Regions from separate parts of the Mus musculus genome. Here region 1 is linked to region 2. The links are chromatin loops, found by intact Hi-C in ENCODE. Cell type or tissue: heart. All regions are shown on one strand.

Region 1 (8,000 bases), 72 kb after region 2:
GCCGCACACACAACCCTCAGACCTCCCTAAGATGCTGCACCAGGGAGCAGTCATCACCAAATGGGGACCCAGTGCTCCAGCCAACAGGTCTAAGCCTTGGTGCAATCCACTGTGGGGTTGTTTGTTTAGTTCTATTTTTGAAACAGAATCTTGTGTGTATCAGGCTGGCCCTGAACTCCACAGCAGCCATGCATCTCCATGCCCAATCTCAATACACATCTAATAATCTTATGAAATTTTACATTTTATATTCCCACAGTATTCACACACAAATTTTCCTTCTATCTTTATCCTTCCTTCCCTTTGTGTACACTAGGCTAGCCAGCCTGCCAGAGATTCTCTTGTCTCCACCCCCATCTTCCCATAAGAGGGCTGGGACTGCGCAGTTCGGTGCCTGCAAGAAGTGCACCTCTTTGTGTTCTGAGTCGTATGGGTGGAGTTATCAAAGAAAAGAGACACTGCAGGATGAATTTAGCCTTCTCAGCAGCAGCGAGTCAGCCTCCCAAGGACTGAATGCTGCCAGCTTCCTTGAAGCTCTTTATTGTCACACAACGGCACTTTGAGCAGGTCAATTTCTGAATATCAGAGTATCTGATGAGTTGTCTTGAAAGACTTATCCCTAAGCAACATTCAGCCATGAGACTTCCTGGTTTGTCAGGAATGTCTTGAAACTACGTTATGAAAAGATTCTAAGACTGCCAAAAGAACAAGCCCATAAAATGTCAGAAAAAAAAATCACTGAGAAAAGGCTACTTTAAAGCCTAGGCGCTGTCAGTCACTGGAACTCATGCTGACACGATGGCTCTGCTACCGTTCCCCTTCTGTTTAAGCTACATTTCTTTACGTTAAGGGTTTTTTTTATGCATCCTCACAATAAATACAGCTTTTTCTCTACCATTTGGTTTCCCAACCTTAAACAAGTAAGCCAAAGTACATTTACAGCCAGTAAAGTTACTGCGGCAAAAACAAGTATACAATTGGCTAGAGCAAGAGAGCTGTTAAAATGGTGTAGAGGGTTAAATGAGCCTAAAATACCTGAGACTTTCCACAACATCTATTCCTGTCACATCCGGTAACCCTTTTGAGAAAGTTTCCTCATTTTTTTTAAAGATTTATTTATTTATTTATTTATTTATTATATGTAAGTACACTGTCGCTGTCTTCAGACACACCAGAAGAGGGCGTCAGATCATTACGGATGGTTGTGAGCCATCATGTGGTTGTTGGGATTTGAACTCCGGACCTTCAGAAGAGCTAAGAGCTGCCGGGTGCTCTTACCCACTCAACTGAGCCATCTCACCAGCCCTCCTCATTTCTTACTGTCAATCATAAATCATTTGAGAAGAAATAGGATAACTCAAGCCATCTCCCTGCCCACATTTTGATAGTTAGTCTGTGACCTTGTGACACTTATAACTGCCAATGCTTCATAAAGTTTGTGATCCCAAAGACCATTGCTAACAGTACAGGAAGTCCTGCTGGATATGGTGGCTGAGGTCTATAATTCTAGCTCTGGGGAGGCAGAGACAGGGAGCTTGTTCAAAGTCCTCAGCCAACCTGGTCTACATGAGCTCCAAGGCAGCATCTATAATCAGAAGAGCTGGCAAAAAGTCAATATTAACGTTCATGAGAATGACACTAGACCTTCAGTCACTCCACATGCAAAAGTCAACCCAAAACAGATTAAAATTTACGAACTGACACCACTAGGAAGAAACATACAGGGAAGCCTCCAGGACAGTGGACATATTGGGCATTACTCTAAAAACACAAGCAACAGAAGCAAAATGGACAAATACGACCATTTGTATCAAACTAAAAACCTTTACACCACCAAGGAAACAATCAACATGGTACCAGGATAATCTAGAGACCGGGAGGGAATAACTGCAAACTGCATCGGACTAGGAGGGGACAGCTAAACTCCTGCACAGCAGCTTCATCAGGAATGCAGACAACTCAGTGACTGGGAAACTTCCTCGTTAAGGAACAGGCAAGCTGGAAATAGACACTTACCCAAACAGAACATCAATATGGCCTATTAATAGTTATATGAAAAATTAGCATCAGAATGAGAGTCATTAAAATCACAAAGAGAGGCCACCTCAAGCCCATTAAGAGTGTCAGTTACAGCAGCCCAGAGACTTAGCAAAGAGGTTTGTTTAGAGTGCTTGTTGCTCTTGCAGAGGCTAGGGTTCCCAGCACCCACATGGTGGTTCACAACCAGTTCTAACTCCAATTTCAAGGGATTTGACACACTCTTCGGATCACCTACACGACCAGGTATGCACAAGGAGCCATAGGTTATGTAGGCACAACACTCAGGAAGAGAGAGAGAGAGAGAGAGAGAGAGAATAATGAATATGAATCTTTTTAAAAACACTGACCATTATCAGAAAACAAAACATAATGTAGAGAATATAGAAGAAAAAGAACATCATGGAGGAAATGTAACTTCACAGTCATTGCAGAAAACAATGTGGCAGATTTTCAATTACAAACAGACCTCACACTGATCCATGGATCCCACGGCTGAGGGGAATACACACAAAGGAAATAACATCAGTATCTGCAAGAGACATTTACACTCCCACCGCTCTTCCAGCATCATTTCCATAGCAGTGATACGCGACCTCACCAGCAGACGAATGGACCAAGCACATGGAGGATGGGGCTCACGCACAGTGAATCATTTACTACAATATGGATGCACACATGCAATACGCTAAAGAGGAAGGCAAGCACGGGGGATGGGGATGGCTCAGGGGCTGAGAGCCGCTATGGCTTTTGCAGAGGACAGAGTTCAGTCTCCTGACAGCTACAGTGCCTGGAACCCAAGCTGCAGGGAAGCCTATAGCTCTGGTTTCCGGGGGGGGGGGGCACCTGTGGTCATGGACACATAACCCAACATACGTAACTTTGAAGACAAATACTTCATCTTTAAACAATGACAGATACCCATGGTCTCAGTCATGTAGAATCTGAAGCTGTTTTCTCCTAGGAACAGCAAGATGCTGGTTGGTGGGGTTTGAGTGGCGGAGGCGTCAAGAGTGGGAGACGCAGATCCATAAGGGAGAGAGATGGGAGGATGATGATCAAGGGCTACAGAATTCCAGCTACCGGACAGAAGCTCAGAGATGTGTCATGAAACATGGACTTCGATGGATGGTTTTGAAAAGACAGAGAGGGTGGACATTAAGTGTACTCACTCCAAAAATGTGAGTTAGATTAAGTCATCCCAAAGGACATAAATACGGTACAGATTTACACAATACAAACAGTTCGTCGCAACATTTGGAAAAACACTCTGCTCTATGGTATATTCACCTTCCTTGTTTTTGAAATAGGTTCTCACTGTGTAGGCCAGCTGGCCTGAAACGTGTTATGGGGATCAAGCTGCTACAGAATTCACATTGCCCTTCCTGCTTCTTTCTGCCTCGTTGTACCCCACAAAGCCTAGCTTTTCTGTTTGAGTGGCTTTCTTAAACATCCACCAGCAATCGCATTGTTTCTCACACTCCCTTGTCCTGCAGAACACTGAGTGGAATGAACCCAAGATGGCCTCACAGAGCAACAACTAAAGCACACCAGGCCCTTAGGATATGGCGGCACTGCACTAACAGGCTTCACCACAGGCATCCTAAGGTTCCTGACAGGCCTGGAGAGCCTGAGGGGACAGAACCAAGACTCCAACCCAGATGGAGGGGAGGGGAGGGGAGGGGGAGAGAGCCTACCACTTTCCCAATCTCAAAATCTACTAGAAAACAAAAACCTCCACTCTTCCGCTGCTTTGAAATGAAGACCTGTAAGAAGATCTAAGGCCATCTGACGTGTGACACCATCCAAATAGAAATCGATTTAGCACATCGGAGTTTGAAAGCCCTTTTGTTAACCTCTGTCGGTTCCTATCTATAACATGGTCGGTGAGGTGGGGGGAGTGATTGTAGACAGAAGATGTCAAGGGTCATTGAAACGATAATGTGAATACTAACTGGAAAGGGGAGGGACAATGTAAGGGACACAATGATGGCGGTATCAATTTACACGTTCCTTCTTCATTTACTGACAATTCCATATTCTAAACATAAAACCCTCATTTCTCGCACAGAGAGAAAGCGCAAACTCGCCCTTGAGCCTTCGGTGGGTAGCAACAACGATCTCACGCTCCTCCAGCCCTCCTTTTGAATAATGGCCTGCGCAGGGAGCCTGAGTAAGCCTAGATTACATCTGAGTAAGCCTAGATTACATTTGAGAGCATCCCCAGTGAGCATTTCCCCTCTCTTCCCTCGACACTCACACGGCTAGAGCTCTGAGAAAAGGCCAGTAGGCCACCCTCGGAGGCACTTTCGGCCTCAAATGCTCGTCACAAAGCTCAATCTGAACCACAGGGAAAGCTTCCCTTCAGACTCCGCCCCTCACCTCTCCTCAGTGAAGCTTGGTCCTCTGCTGGTGGCCGCGAGAGAAAGCGACAAGCACGGTGATAATGCAAATAGCTCAAGGTGCGTACGCAGAGACGCGCGCGCGCACACACAGCACCGTCCCTAAACACTCACACACGCATCAACATCCATCCACCCCACCGTCCACACCCACACCCGGACTCCCGGCCTTACTCTGCAGAGACCGAAGACACAAAGCAATTCCCTACTCAGACCAGAAAGACCCGACCGTCCGCTATAGCGCCGCCAGGGCACCGGAAGTTGCTTTACTTCCGCCGCGGTAGCCCCTGGGAAATGTAGTGCCGAGTGCTCAACTCGATGAAGCCTAGCGGTCTGTAGTTCAGAGAGATCACTGCACACAACTTAGGCCAGGCCATCTGAGAGCTATGCCAGTGGTTTGTGGGAGACGTCGTGTTCTGTCTCCCAGACCCCCCACCCCACCCCCGGACAGAATAGGAAGCGTGATCAAATCCGGATATAACTGGCGTGGTTACACTTTGCACCAAGAGGGATTCCACCTGCTGTGCTCTAGTAGGGACTATGGTAGATTGGAAGACACTGAACTAAAGAATTGGTTGGTTTTAAACGTGGTAGTTTATATCAGCGATTTCAGACAGCCAGATGTTCAGAGAGTCAGTGTCCCTGTTATCTAGATAGGAAAACGTGAGTGAGGACTAGTTGGATAAATATCAACAGAACTGCGCCCATTTTGAAAGGTGAATGACTAGCATGTGGAAGTATCTAAACAACCACCGACGTATGTAAACAACCACCGACGTATGCCTTGTTTATGTAGGGAAAACGTACTTAGTGTAACATGACATTGAAAGATCCTGACAGAATGTAAAAGGTCACACAAGCCCTGAAATTGGCAAGATAGATGTCACTGTTAGCAGAACTAGCTTCACTGATTTAGAAAAATAGAGGTGCACAATGCTCTGGCCACTCCTTGAACCCGTGTGTCTGCCAATGTTTTGACCGTTCCTTGAACCCATGTGTGTGCCCACTGATGAAGCCCATTGCCAGGTGTTTGTGATATTGGTTGCTGAAAAAGAGTCAGAAAATCTCCCCAGCAACAACAGCCCGGCCAATCTAGAGTTCCTACACCTGCACCAGACTCTTCCCTTGGACCCCTCCCATACCCATTTCTTGAGAATAAACATTGTTTAGATCTGGAAATCCCCTACTTCCCCCTTCTCCTTCCCCCCCTGAGGGCCTATAAAAACTGGGACCTCTTTCCCCTTGGGGTCGACTCCTCTACCCCTGCGTGGGATATGAGTCGTCCCCAGAGCTCTGGCTTTCCCCGAATAAAGCCTCATGTGGTTTGCATCAAGCTTGGTCTCTTGTGAGTTCTTGGGTGTCCGCTATTGTCCTGAGGCCTGAGCAAGGGGCTCCTCTCGGAGTCTTTCAACATGAGCTTTCAAAACCACATTTATTTATTATTTATATTTACACATATTTTTCCAGAACATGAGAGAAAACTAGTGTCAAGGTTAATGATAATCCTATTAGGACCACTAAACATATTAGACGCTTTGTAAATGATCTAAACGCCTACAGTATAGACAGATTAGATTTGAAATAAGTCAGTCTCAACCAGATGTTAACTACAGAAAATACGTTGATAAATACTCTAGCTGATTAAAAGTGACCATCCTCAGGCGGGCAGTGGTGGCACATGCCTTTAATACCAGATTTCTAAGAGTTCAAGGCCAGCCTGGTCTACAGAACCAGCAGTCTCTACACGAAGAAACCTTGTAACAAAAGACAAACAAAACAAAGTGACCATCCTCACAATAGTCAAAAGAAGAATTAGATTGATTTTAAAGTTGAGGCAGATTGGGGGACAAAGAACATTGCCATTGATGACAAAGTAGCAATTCATCAAATGAAGTTCAGTTTGTTTTGTTTTGTTTTGTTTTGTTTTCAAGACAGTTTCTCTGTGTAACAGCTCTGGCCATCCAGGAACTCACTTTGTAGACCACATTGGTTCATAATGGTTTGTGTGGCAAACCAAAAGACCTACAGTTTGTCCTGCCTGCAGAATGTTCTGGGACTAATAAGTGGAAACTTATGGTTTCTTTGAAAAATCAGTTGTGTAGGATGGTGATTGGCTGGGGCAAACACATGAAGGAGTGTTTTTCTGAAGCAGATACAGGTGAAAGGAGTTTTTGCTAAAGCAAGCACCCGAAAGGACATGTGATGAAGGATTCTTCCCTAGCAACACGCATGTATTGTCTCACCTTACACTGCATAGCTAAGCTCCATCTGTCATTACTCCATAGAGAGATACGCACCAAGACTCCTGGTGGTGTTCTGGCAGCTTCTTGCCACTTCCAAGGACTCAGGCCAATTAGCAGAGTGATGTCAGCTGATACAGACTCACTTCGAGTTTTGCTAAAACAGACTCATGTGCTAAGGAACATGGGTGTGAGGCAAGACCCGTGGAGGACGCATGATGTTTGGAGATGTTTGGACCCAACAGACAGTGACAGGGTCTTGCCCAGCTAGCTCTGCAATGCATTGTTGGTCTCTAGTCTTGACTGATCTTCAATTCTTTGAGAGAGGCACAACACAGACCTTCTCCTGGCACCCCTGTTGATCCTGGCTGCTCCTAGTGACTCAAAGAAACGACGATCAGCCAAGACTAAAGACCAACAATGCATTGCAGACCTGGCTGTTTCTGCTGATTCATGTTTGCTATGCCAACGCTGCTGAGCTGGACTGCTGGTGTATTCGTGGAGTGTTTGTGAGTGGATGGAGCTGCTGAGTGGCTGCTCCCGATTCCTGTAAACTGAACTACTGCTTTCCCGACAACAGAGATGGGATTTGCTCCAAAGAACAATTTATAAACAGGTCCACTTCTCCCACATTCCTAATCACCTTTCTTTTCTTTTTCAAGATTTATTATTATATCTAAGGACACTGTAGCTGTCTTCAGACACACCAGAAGAGGGTGTCAGGTCTCCTTATGGATGGTTGTGAGCCACCATGTGTTTGCTGGGATTTGAACTCAGGATCTTTGGAAGAGCAGTCAGTGCTCTTAACTGCTGAGCCATCTCTCCAGTCCCCCTAATAACCTTTCTCTTCCACTACCTGGGGTAGGTATTGGGCTAGAAGAGAGGTCAAAGAGATTAAGAGCTATATTAAAAGTAGGTCTATGAGAAAAATTTAAGCAACTGACTGTAGCCTAGCAGAGTCTTCATCAATAAGACCAGAGAGAATTCATCCAGCTACTGATGGGAATAGATGCAGAGTCCCATAGTCAAATGCTAGGTAGAACTCAGAGAGTCCTGCAGAGGAGGGGGAGGAAGAATTGGAGAAATCAAAGGGGTTAGAGACACACCAAGCAAATCCAGCTCACAGTCAACTGAGACTCATGGGAACTTGAGAGATCAGAAAAGCTATAGAGGTCTGACCTAGGTCTTCTGCATATATCTTATAGCTGAGTAGTTTCATGTTCTTGTGTGTGGTGTTTAGACTAGGGATGGTCCCCTAGACTCATATTTGAATGCTTGGCCTGTAGGGATTGACTTCTCAAGAAATGGGTATGGGAGGGGT
Region 2 (8,000 bases):
AGCACAGGCTTACCCACTGCGACCAGGTTGCTGTAGGTCTCCAACATCATGTCCCTGTATAAGACCTTCTGAGTAGCATCCAGGAAGGCCCACTCCTCCTGAGAGAAGTCAACAGCCACATCCCTAAATGTCACTGACCCCTGAAAGAGCAAACACAAGGAGAGTGAAACTGGGGAAGCTTTCAAGATGGAAACCAGAAGGGAAAGGAATCAAGTGTGGGAAGGGAGCCATAAGGAAATGTTCAAGGCACCTGACTGCATGAGGCCCCCATAAAGGACGACTGTGCCCACCTACATAGCCAATAACTGTGCCTCTCCACTCCACCCACTTCCCTCAGGTTATACCCACAGAAGGGAAATGTCACCTGGGGTCAGGGTAAAACACATAAGGAATGCTGTGAGTCCTTGAGTTTATTATACTATCACATGATGTCATTAAGATTGTTTTGTCGTGAGAATGATTTTGTACACTATGTAAGATTCCATGAATTTACTATGTAGGAGTCCACATTATGTGAATATTATGTTTAATCTTTTGTTCCATTAAAAAAAAATCAAAAACCTTTCCAGGTGACAATGTGTCTCAGGCCTTCCCTAACTCTGGAGACTACAATCACCTCCCTATCACAGCCTGGATGACCTTTCCCTCTGATACCTCAACTCTCTCCCTCCTAAAGCCTCCTCGAGCAGGTCACCTCATCACACACCCACAGGGGACATTCATCCACACAAACTGTGTCATCAGCCTGACAACACCTCAGATGCCAATCAGGTTTCCCAGGGCAGTCGATGAGACCATCCCCTCAAAGCTCTGAAGCCCTCAAGGCCCCTGTTTCCCTGTGGGACTGTCACCTCCACTGCAGGGACAGTCCTCCCTGAGCACAGACCAAGCAGAGAGCACACGTGGAGGAACGCATTCAAAGACAACCGCAGTGCACGCTGGGAAGAGGCACAGACAGGAAGTGCTCAGACCTGCCAGCCCTCACTGGAAAGGGGCAGACTGGGCTGGGGGAATCCGGATCCTTGGGAAGCTTCAAGAGGGAAAGAGGGCAGGAGTCACCTAATCTGAAAGTCGCCCTATGTCAAAGAGAGAAAAACAACTTACACAGACCATGTCTTGAGAACTGGAGCTGGCCATTCTTCTTCAGGCTTCCTCCCCTGGGGGACAAAAAGAAAGCCATTCACTGCATTGTGACTTGATGTTCCCAGGCTGACTTCTGTCACTGTGATGTCATCGACTACATTTATTTCTCAAGCCTCCCCACTCACTCTCTCCCCTCCCACCACTCACAGCCTCCCACACACAAATTGGAAGCACATAGGAGTCTACACAAAGCCGATCCCCCCCTAACCCAGACAACCCACTGCCAAGGGGGCAGTGTGGGAGTGCAGGGCACAAACATGTCTGCCTTGAACTCCTCCAGAAGAGGCCAGCAGAAGGGAGCCATCTTCCACTCTGAGATCCAGCTCGCCCTGCACCTGGGCCGCTCCTCCTACTGTGAGCAGATCTCAGATCTTCACACTGGAACCCCACCTATCAAGGCTCACAGGGGCTCACAGCATCCAGGTGGCCCCTCCTGTGTAAACTCAGGGCTGAAGCACAGCAAGGCTGGAGGGGCTGCAGTGCTCAGGCAGCGTCCAGCATTCTGTGCCCACTGTTAGTGAATGGGACTGTGCACCATGGACCACTCTCCTGAGAACCTTCCCTCATCTATGTTGGGGAATGGTTCTGTACACTGTGTACTCTGATGGTGATTTCTGTGCCCAGAGATTGGTTACAGTCTGGACATTAGCACTGCCATCATTAATTGGCCCGACCTTAATGTTGTGTAAAACTGTTTTCCTTCAACTCTAATTGGTTAATAAAGAGCTAATCTGCCCAACAGATGGGCAGGAGAGAGGAAGCAGTCAGGATGTTCCAAGCAGAGGTACAGAGAGACAGATAGGGCAAGGACGGGATCTATGAGCAAGTCACCAGGGGAGTCACCATGAGAACACTGGTGGAGCAGAGACAGGACCAAGGTGACAAGTAGCAGGGCACATGGCTGGGTGGTAGGCAGCCATATAGATGAGAATCTGCCCAGCTACAGTGCTTAAAGTTTGTTGGCAAATATAAGCTCTGAATTACACAACCTCACTCATGTAGAGTCTTGAAGCTGTTTTCTCCTAGGAACAGTAAGATGCCGGTTACTGGGGTTTGAGTGGCGGAGGCTGGATGTGCAGCATCGGGGTGGAGAGTGGGAGATGCAGATCCATAATGAAGAGAGCTGGGAAGAAGGTGGTCAAGGACAATAAAATGTCAGCCACACAGCAGACACTCAAGAGGTACGTTGTGAAACACGGTGACATGACTAATAGTTTGTAAAGACTAAGAGAGTAGGCAGTAAGTGTATTCACTACAAAACTGTTATGAATTTAGTCATTCCAGAGCACACATAGAATCCAAAATATCATACTGTACTAATACCAAAACAAAACAAACACACATACACACAAACAACAACAACAACAAAAACCCTAACACTAACCTCTGAAGGTTCCTGTCTATAACATCTTAAGAGGTCGTGACTGTAAACAAGTCAAGGGTCACTGAAACGATACTATGAATACTAAGTGGAAAGGGAAGAAACAATGAGGGGACGCAATGGTGGAGGTATGAATCTGCACATTCCTTCTTCATGTAGTGACAATTACATATTCTAAAACTTCAACCTCATTTCTCAAACATTAAGAGCAAACTCGCAGCCGGGCGTGGTGGCGCACGCCTTTAATCCCAGCACTTGGGAGGCAGAGGCAGGCGGATTTCTGAGTTCGAGGCCAGCCTGGTCTACAAAGTGAGTTCCAGGACAGCCAGAGCTACACAGAGAAACCCTGTCTCAAAAAACCAAAAAAAAAAAAAAAAAAAAAAAAAAAGAGCAAACTCGCTGTTGAATCTTAGGAAGCAATAATGTTCTCATGGGTCTCGAGCCCTCCTTTGGAATAACTGTCTACTCGGGGAGCCTGAGTAAGCACGAGATCTCAGACTATATCCGAGAGCATCCTCAGTGAGCACTTTCCTTCACTTCCCTCAACACTCACAATGGCTACAGCTCTGAGAAAATCGTGGAACTCAGCAAGTAGCTGCCCTCCCAGGCGACCCTCGGAGGCACTTCCAGCCTCAAATGCTCGTCTCAAGCTCCTCTGAACCTCTGGCAGACTCCGCACCTGACCTCTCCTTACTGAAGTTTGGTCCTCTGTGTAGTCCCAGTGGCCAAGGAAAAAACAAAAACAAAAACAAAAAAACGACGGGGCAGAAAGCGACAAGCACAGAGACACAAATAATGCAGGTATATATACACAGACACACAGACATACACACACACTCACTCATATATCAGCACCCCCACACCACCCTCCACACCCACACCCAGCCCGATGAGTCCGGCCTTACTCTGTGAAGACTTAGACCAAACTGGTTTCTTCAACGACCATAAATGTCAATTTCCGCGGTGCCCACGCACGACACCGGAATTGGATCCCTTACTTCCGGCGCGGTGGACCCTGGGAAATACAGTCCTGGCGACGGAACTCCAGGAAGCACGGTACTCTGAAGTTCAAGGAGCTCCGGTCCTGCTACTTGGAGCAGTCCACCTGGGAGCTGCGCAGGGTGGTTTCAGGGACTTTGCAAAAGGGCGCAGGCTTTGAAGCTCCCTGATTTGTGTTCAAAAGATACTTCCAGGTTCTGAGCGTAACTGATTTTCTCTTCTGTGGAGGACAGAGGAGCCCAAGTTTTAAATGCAGATTAGGAAGTAAGGTCAGGTCGGGATGTAAATGACTTGATTCCGCTTTGCCTGAGCCCCACTGAGTGGGATTCACCCTCATTGTGCTCCGTTAGGGACTATGGTAAATTTGAAAACCGAACTAAAGAATTGGTTGGTTTAACACGTGGGAAGTCTACATCAGCGATTTCAAGGAGACAGATGTTCTGGACCCTCCCTGGCTTCAGTATCCCTGTTAATTTAGATTTAAAACAAACAAACAAACAAAAAACCGTGGCTGTGTATCAACAGAACTGTGTCCGAGAGACAGTCATTTACCCCATCTTGAAGAATGAATGAGTAGCGCATAAAGGGATTCTAAATACACAAGTAGGCTTCATTTTTGTAGGAAACACCTATTTTTGTTTTAACATGACACTGTTAAACTTCCAAAATCACTTGTGTTTCTTCTTATATTTACGCACAACTTTTTCATTCCAGAGCATGATAGAAAACAAATTTCAAGATAATAGACGTTCCTACTAAGACCATTAATCATATTAAATGTATTTATTAAAAATGGTCCAAACGTTAAAGTATAGGTTGTCAGATGAGATTTGACAACAAGTCAGACCCAACCATGTATTAACTAGTAAAATATGTTAAAGTTAAATACACTAGCAAATTAAAGTGATCATCCAGCCGGGCGTGGTGGCGCACGCCTTTAATCCCAGCACTCCAGAGGCAGAGGCAGGTGGATTTCTGAGTTCGAGGCCAGCCTGGTCTAAAAAGTGAGTTCCAGGAGAGCCAGGGCAATACAGAGAAACCCTGTCTCAAAAAAACAAAACAAAACAAAACAAAAAACCCAAAAAAAAAAAAAAAAAAAAGAAGAAGAAAAAGAAAAAAAAAAGTGACCATCCTAATAATAGTAATAATAGTTAAAAGAAGAGTCAAGTTGATTTGATAATTGAGGCACACTGGGGACACACAACACTACCAAAGGGTAATGTTAATTACCAGAGGGTAGGTAATTAATCTATTGAAAATAAATTTGGCTGGGTGTGGTACCAAATGCTTTTAATCCCAGCAGTGGGGAGGCACAGCCAGGTGGATGTCTGTGAGAATGATGCCAGCTAGGACTACACAGTGAAACCCTGTCTAAGAATTAATACATATTCCAAGCATACTCCTAATAGCATATTTCAAACATGGAGGGAAAAGCCTGCTCAAACAATGAGGAATATCAGCCAAATCCACTGTCACAAACAAATGTTTTCAATCTCAATAACTGATGGAACAAACCCAGAACAGCAACAGTGCCTAGTCAAATTGCACAGCAAATCAACTGTGAAAGCTGTCAGAATCAAAATGGAGACAACCTTTAATGGAATCAGGCTGCTCACGCACGACACTGGAATTGGATCCCTTACTTCCGGCGCAGTGGACCCTGGGAAATACAGTCCTCATGTCGGAACTCCAGGAAGCATTTAAATGAAGGGTGTTCCTGTAGACACACACCTATAGCAGAAATGCCTATTATCTAGAGATGCTTTTAATTAAAGCTTTCTTTTCTTAAATGCTTTCTTTTTTGGTAAAACTAAAACTTTATATATTTTCTACTGAACTTTTAAAAATTAAAGATTACATCTATTTTTAAGATACTTCACGGTCTGATTACTAAAGTAGAGACCATAGGCAAGGAGTCCCTCTCCACACCCAGATGACTGCTTATGCAAAGCTTTCTGGTTTGTTTTATTCTCAATCTAATGACTATTAAGTATGCCTATAGTAATCAATGGGCCTGGGTTACTGCCTTTCGTCCCAATCTATGCTGAAATCTCTTTAAATCCCATGAGGTTCTGGGTGGCCTGTGACAATGCCACTTACTGAGAGAGTGCTGTTCATTCCCTTCTTCATCTTCTTTTCTTCTAGTTTTTATGTGAGTGTAGTGTGCCTGTTTAGATGTGTGTGGGAAGTGGTGTACATGCAGATGCATACAAGTGAATAAGGCTTTATGACCTATAGGACAGAAACTAAAATACCAAAACAACACAAAATGAAGCAAAAGGTCCACACAAATGCCACTGAGTTTATTTTGTGTTGGCCAATTATTTCTGGGCATGTGGCCTGTCCTCGGGTATGGTGGATATACCCAGTGAGGCTGCATTGGAGAAAACTGTATTCTCTGCAAGTTCTTCCTTATACGCAATGAAAGAACAACCTATTTAGCTGGATATGGAAGAACCTGCAATCCCAGCATCCCAGAGCTGGAAAGAGTGAGGCAAGAGAGCCAGGAGTTCAAGATCAGCCTGAGCTACAGGATGAGACCTGTCTTGCAAAGCAAGCAAGCAAGCAAGCAAGCAAGCAAGCAAGCAAGCAAGCAAGCAACATAGAAAGTTAGAAGGAGGAAGAAAGAAAAGTGGGGCTGCAGACTGGATCAGCATTTGAGAGTGAGCACTGCTCTTATATAGGACCCCAGTTTGGTTCCTAGCACTCATACTGAAAGGCTCTCAACTGCCTGTCACTTCATCTCCTGGAGATCCAGTGTCATCTTTTGGAATCTGTAAGCACCCACACTCATGTGCAGAGACCACACACACATAAACACACACATAATCCAAATGTCCCTCTTGGTGGGTTAGTTTGCCATCTTCATTCAGATATTTCATTTGTCCAATTTTCATGCAAAGTATGGTATAGTACAAGAGACCAGAATCAAATAGATAGATGTTCCAAGTGATGAAGTGGACCATATTCAGGGTCACCAGAATAGGCAACCTGGTGTGGGGTTGAGAGTCTAAGCAGATGTTCCAGGATATTTGATCACATTATGAGCCTCAAGATTGTGACCTGGAAAAACCTTGTGGTGTGGCTCAGCCCTAGCACACACCTCTAATCCAAAAGCTAAAAGTAAAGTCAACCCTAGATCAAGAGGCAGAACAACCAATAAGATGACAGGGAGTTAACCTAAGAAAGCAGAAAGGAGGGGCATTGAGTAAAAGGGTATTTAAGACAGCATGGAGAAGAAGAAATCGCTTTTTCCTTCGGGGACATTGGTGGAGTAGAAAGGATAGCTGGGTGCTCGCACCAGCTCTCAGAGCTAGGAGACCTTCAACCCAGCATCTGGCTCCTAAGTCTTCATGGGTAAATGAACTTTGGGGATTTTATTTTATTCTATTTTTTAAGATTTATTTGTATGAGTGCTCTATCTGCATGTACACCTGCATGCCAGAAGAGGGCATCAGATCCCATTATAGATGGAAGTGAGCCATTATGTCCTTGCCAGGACCTCTGGAAGAGCAGCCAGTGCTCTTAACCGCTGAGCCATCTCTTCAAGCCAGGACTTTGTTTTTTAAAACAACAACCAAATGAAATTATCTGGGTGTGTTGTTGGGTGTGGGAATCCAAATTAAGCATGTCAGGACCATTCATATGGGTAGGTTAAAAGGGTGATGTAAAAACCCAAAAAAAGTGAAGAATGAAAGCTAATGTGTTAGGGTGGCAGCAAAGGATGGGTTTGTGTTTGTGTTTGTTTTGTTTTGTTTTTGTTGTTACAGAATGCTAACAGAAGTGGTCCAGGAATTAAGATGTAAAGGCAATGGGAACCACGCTCCTCTGACCTAGAAAATATACACAGAAAGGGAAGAGTCCTGAACGAGGCTTGTGATGTCAGATGAAAGCTCAATGAGACAGCATGGATCATGGCTTTTCTATATGAGTAGACAAGAATGTATCAGTGGCCGGTCCAGAGGACAGCAAGCTCTGTCTTCAGCTCACAGGGCTCTGGTTTCCAAGGCTGGCCTGGCTTCTGCCTGGTGTTTCCCTGCTCAGCAGGAGGTGAAGTTCTAAACAACCCCATGGGGCCTTGTATATTACCTATTACCACATAAGTCTCTACACCTTGAGATTTCCAGAGAAAAGGGCCGGATGTCTGAGCAATACTGCAGGTAAATTTGTGAGGCAAGTCCAGGGGCCATGTCCCTAGCCAGCTACAATATTGGCAGTTACCAGGGCTCGGGGCGTGGGGTGGGGGTGGGGGTGTAGAGTGGCTTGTAAGCAGGCCCTGTGGACATGAAAGCAGGAGGGCCAGCAGGCAGACCAGCTCAGATACCTCTCAGGCCCAAATCCAGGGTTTTGACTTGGCTCACCCTGACATCTAACCCATTGATGAACTGCTGGAGCGCATGATTAGGCTGTTCCTACAGATCCAAAGCTACAGGCTCTCTGTGACACAGCGAGACAAAAGAGTACTAAGAGGAGTCCC

Evidence for each region. Peaks named below come from ENCODE experiments on the same cell type or tissue, not always from the same donor. Only the 100,000 strongest peaks of a DNase experiment are listed, where the experiment ranks them.
Region 1: it touches region 2 in a loop (9-fold over the local background); 12 of 42 quality-filtered maps call a loop at or near these places.

What each region holds. Positions count from the first base shown.
Region 1 is chr7:27,728,084-27,736,083 of GRCm38, reverse strand. Zfp60 (zinc finger protein 60) reads right to left here and starts at 4,675. Exons shown (of 5, transcript NM_029531.2): 1 at 4,614-4,675. In heart, CTCF peaks have their summits at 4,467 and 4,667; a DNase peak (open chromatin) is centred at 4,563; H3K4me3 peaks cover 1,820 bases; H3K27ac peaks cover 1,728 bases.
Region 2 is chr7:27,800,341-27,808,340 of GRCm38, reverse strand. It overlaps Zfp626 (zinc finger protein 626), which reads right to left and starts at 1,145. Exons shown (of 4, transcript NM_027703.1): 1 at 1,105-1,145; 2 at 14-140. The coding sequence starts at 1,137. In heart, a CTCF peak has its summit at 6,959 (motif pointing right); a DNase peak (open chromatin) is centred at 3,530; H3K4me3 peaks cover 1,422 bases; H3K27ac peaks cover 2,007 bases.